Linked DNA regions of Homo sapiens: region 2 is linked to region 1. The links are chromatin loops, found by intact Hi-C in ENCODE. Cell type or tissue: IMR-90. All regions are shown on one strand.

Region 1 (2,500 bases):
CCACAATCTGAACCCTGTACTGCTCTGTTGTTTCATATACATAAATACACACACATATAACATTACATTTATTTTTAAGGACAAGAAACAATATCCTTAGGAATATCTCCTGATAATCTCCCACTAGAAGTCATGAATACATTTTCTATTCAAACATGCTTGTATACATGACCTTGCCTTACAATCTGAAATTCCTAATGGGATTTTATTTAGAGCTGTAAAGAAATGCCGGTAAAGGAGGTTGGTGAGGAAGAAGGGAAGGCTTTCCTCCCCATAAGGGAGGAGGATGGCAAATGAAAAGATCAGATCTTATCTGCATCATTCACAGCTGGAGACTTACACCAACAACACAGACCAAAGAATAGGCATGTTAGAACTAAGCGTGAGGTTTCGATTTGTTTATTTTCTGGAAGGAGGGAGGCGGGAAGGAGCAATATTTCAGGGAGGCTGAGTATTTTTCTCTCCCTTGGGGAGGATTCAACAATCTTTTTATTTCATTGTTTACTTAAAATGTCCTTTCTTTTCAATAAGGAATTCTCATTTTTGTTTTCAGCCCTTCCAAAAGACTGTTTTCCTCAACAGCACTGAAGTCGTGCACCAGCCTAGCAGGATGCGAACAGCCAGGGTGCCCAGACCTGAGACTGCTTTTGAATAAAATCCCATCACATGTTTATCTCCCTTTGGAAAACAAAAGTATTGAAATAAGATCTCTTACTCGATAAAAAGCCTCGTGTTTCCCTCAAAGAGGCCAGACACTGCTCTTTCTTGTGAGATGCAGTTTGCATAAAGCAGTACTCCCAGGCAGCTAAGAGCTACCCTCCTGGAAGAGAATTTCCAGTTTCTCTCATTCTCTCCTTCTCTCCTTCCCCTGGACACACACGCAGGCGCGCACGCACACGCACACACACGCACACACACACGCACACACACACACACGTCTCAATGAGCGAGCAAACAGGACATAATTCTTATTTCTAGACAGCATCTGACTCCCAGGCCTCCATCCTCCATTTCACAACAGATTTTTACTCCAAACCTGAGGGGGCTTAGGGACTTGCCTTCATTGACCAATTACGGAACTGTCATTATTTGCATGTCTTTTGAGTAACTTTGTTAATAAACAGAAACCAAGGCAGGAGGAGAGAATTTTTCTCTCCGGGATGAATCCCCCATGGATGAAGAAGATACCCACAGACAGACAGGCACGTTCTCACATACAGGCAAACATGGAAGTCATTTGAGCCGCTCTGAAAATTTTCAGCCAGGCGGAGGTACACACCACACATTCAGCCCGTAAACAGCAGAGCTCTGGAGCCTGGCGGCAGAGCTTTCATCTGTGGGGCAAAGCGGCTCGGCTTCATCCCACCAGCTGAAATTCATTTTTCAAAAGAAATTAGACCAAGGTACTGTTGTTATAGCAACAGTCAGAGTCATTTACACAGCCTCTTCCGCACAACCTCACTGACTTCTGTGGGCAGCGATTTCAATTATGTACAGGGAGTGACCAAGGCTGAGCCCGGGTGGACCCTTTAGTGCCCCTTTAAGACGTGGCAGCCTAAAACCTCTGTGTCCAATCTGAAGCTAAAAGACAACAAGACTTCATCGTGATCCACAGACCTCTTCCAGTCCTGAAAGTCCAATGAGCAGTGAAGACAGGAAGAAAACCTTCCGATCCAATGTTTTCATCTCCTGGGTAGGAACTGGACATGTGACCATTGAATTTCCTGGGTTAACCAAGTACTGGCCATTTCAGAACAGGAATTTCCAGTGAAGACAGTAATGTTCACAATGAATTCTTTAAAAAATTTTTATTTTTAGAAATGGCGTCTTGTTCTGTCACCCAGGCCTTGGCTCAAGCGATCCTCCCACCTAAGCCTCTCAAAGTGCTGAGATTAGAGATTTAAACCACTGTGTCCAGCTTCAGCAATGAATTCTGCAGTAATTTCATAACATCAGTCTTCCAGGACTTTATTCTTGGGGCTGTAGAATTCCCAATATAATAGCCTACTCCAACCTCTGAAAACAACAAACTACAAAATGCTCCTTTCTTGACAAAAATGTACCCTTATTACAGAATCTTTACGGCTAATAACCTTCTGGACGGCAATGTAGCAGTCTACGTCCAGTCTAGGGATACACAAAGGTGGTAAATACCTATGAAGCCAGTGCTCATGACTAATGATCAGAGACTGAATTCTGTGTCCACTTCATACGTTGAAGTCCTAACTCCCAGTATCTCAGAATGTGACTACATTTAGAGCAGAGTCTTTACAGAGGTTAAGTTAAAATGAGGTGATTAGAGTGGGCGCCAATGTGATATGACTGGTGTTCTTATAAGAAGATAACCATCTACCAGCAAAGGGGAGATGCCAATCTTAGTCTGTTTGTGCTGCTATAACAAAATACCTGAGACTGGGTAATTTATACATAAATGTATTTGTTCACAGTTCCAGAGGCTGGAAAGTCCAAGATCAAGGCACTCACAATGTCAGTGTTGGTG
Region 2 (2,500 bases), 100 kb after region 1:
CCAAGTGCTTAAAACATACCCCCAAGAGGTCTCAGAGTTAATAAGTCGCAGAGTGAGAAAAAGTCAAAGTTGTTGGGGTCGGCACAGAGCTGTGTTTAAGACACCGAGCTGGCCCTGTCCTGGGTCACCACTTATGTAAAGAACAGCTCAAAATCAGAAGGGACAAAAGGCCAGAGAAATAATCTGCTTGTCTGCATGTCCATACACACAGGCATCCACCAAAGGTTTTATTTTGTGTATTAACTAACCCAACAATATTTCCCAGTATATCCAGATGATTCTATAAAAACTGTGAGTCTATCCCCAGGTACTGTAACTTGTTTGGATAATGAAATGTATCTGTACTTCACAAAAGTTTACCTCTATTTAATCATATCCTTGGCCTAACAAATACTGCCAGTCTATACTGGGAGGCTTTTTACTTTTTCCTTTTCAAAAAAACAAACCAGGTTTACACAGAGACTACTATGCTTTTTTCAAAGGAAAGATGAAAATAATTCAAATGAACAGTATTATTTTAAAATTAATTTTTAATTCATAAATTAAAATTGTGTTTATGGTGTGCAACATGTTTTGAAATATGTATACACTATGCAATGGCTAAATTGAGCTAATTAACATATGCATTACCTCACACACTTATCATTTTTTTTTGTGGAGAGAACACTTAAAATCTACTCTTAGCCATTTTCACGTATACAATACATTGTTAACTATAGTCACCACGTTGTATAATAGATCTCTTGAACTTATTCCTTTTGTCTAATTGAAAATTTTGTATCTTTTGACCAACAACTCTCACCCCCTCCCACCATACTCCCAACTCCTGGTAACCATCATTCTACTCTCTGCTTCTAGGAGTTCAACTTTTTTAGATTCTCTATTTAAGAGAGATCATGCACATTTGTCTTCCTGTGCCTGGATTCTTCTTATTTTTTTCTCTACCTGATGTCTGCCCTGTTTAACTTATAATTACATTTTGAATAGATGTAAAGTCTGAAAAGTTATTTCCATTGAGGTCTGAGGTGGAAGCAAAAGCAGAAAACACAAATATGATTTTTAATAAGTCACGATGGGAAACAGTAAGACTGGTCAACTTTCTATCAAATTTATTTTCATGATACATTTGTAAATGTTCAGAAGACAATAATGGCTTTAAATTCCACCATACTATAGGTTCTAAATACTAGCCTTATAATCGGAAGATCTAGGACTTGTCATCATTAACTACTTATTACGCAGCAACCTCCCACTGCCTAACACAGTATCATTTATGTGGCTGCCCTCAAGGATAATATGCCCTGGAGCAGAGTCACAATATTCTCACACCACAGAAAACCAAAACAATATAGTGGCAAGTACCGCTTGATTTGTTTACTAGGTATACCCAGTCCAAGTTGGCAGAAAGGAAACTTGTGCATATTAAAATTCATTGTCCACTTACACAGTGACCCTTGTACTGCAGAATTCCCAAGGGACCTACTTTACCAGCAGCAGTGGTTCCCCAGGTAGGCACTGGCAGGGTCTGTTGGAACCATGCCCACTACGGTGGCAGGAAAGTAATGGCAAGGACAAGCACCCAGCTCCAAAGTCAGACTAACAATTTGGATGTCCAGAAGTCTGAGGCTTTTAAAACAATTCAACTTGGTGGATGGTTCAATTTACCACTTCTTTCTCAAAATTCCTCTCTGCAAATTTCTATGAAGATTTAGGGTTCTAGAGCTGGAAGGAACTTGGCATGGGAGTTAATCAGTATCATGAACTGTTGATGGCACGAGGACTTCACCTCCTGCCCCCAGGCCAGTTCTGCTTTTACTACACCACTGGGTTGGGGTGCATTTGGAAGTGACAGCAGCATTGCTCCTTTGTAAACATGGTTGGGTCTGGGTTACCTAAGGGAAAATTCTAGAGGGAGCTCTCGGACAAAGTTCCAGATATACTGGGAGAAAAGTACCTAGTAAAAGAGAAACACAAGACACTCCTTGGGCATAAGGAGAAAAAGAACGAAATAGTATTGGGGGGTAATAGGCTAGGGGACAGTGCAGGAAAGACAAGCAGACATGAGAATCCTGGCATGTCAGGGGCCAAGGATGATGTCCTTGAGGCCAATATGATTCAACTCGAATAGCTGAGAAGGGCTGCAAGAAATACAGTGTCCTATCTCACTGGCTTTGTCACAAAGGGTTAACACTAGACAATTTTCTTTTTCTGTGCTTTCGTGTACCCCATTTTAAAGTGAGGATAATAACATTTTGCCAGCAACGTCTGTCAAAGGGGACTGAGATACTAACATGTGCCTCTGAAGGAGTCTTGAAAGAGCACCAGATTCAAGTCCTAGCTCAGCTAGAACTCTGTGTCCTAGGAAACATCCCAAAACATCCCTTAAGTTCAGTTTCCATGTCTGTGACAATCAAGGATTGGGCTCCTTGAATTAAGTCTGCCCCAGGTATATGATTTCCATACGTGAAGTGCTTTAAGTTCCCACAAGGAAAGTTTCTGT

Evidence for each region. Peaks named below come from ENCODE experiments on the same cell type or tissue, not always from the same donor. Only the 100,000 strongest peaks of a DNase experiment are listed, where the experiment ranks them.
Region 2: it touches region 1 in a loop (2.1-fold over the local background); 5 of 110 quality-filtered maps call a loop at or near these places.

What each region holds. Positions count from the first base shown.
Region 1 is chr4:139,901,355-139,903,854 of GRCh38, forward strand. All of the region lies in intron 1 of MAML3 (mastermind like transcriptional coactivator 3), which reads right to left. Among named protein-coding and RNA genes, the nearest start is that of MAML3-AS1, 230 kb to the right of the region's middle. In IMR-90, no CTCF peak of the experiment used is centred here; no DNase peak of the experiment used is centred here; H3K4me3 peaks cover 1,378 bases; H3K27ac peaks cover 957 bases.
Region 2 is chr4:140,001,405-140,003,904 of GRCh38, forward strand. The region is part of intron 1 of MAML3 (mastermind like transcriptional coactivator 3); the gene reads right to left. Among named protein-coding and RNA genes, the nearest start is that of MAML3-AS1, 130 kb to the right of the region's middle. In IMR-90, no CTCF peak of the experiment used is centred here; no DNase peak of the experiment used is centred here.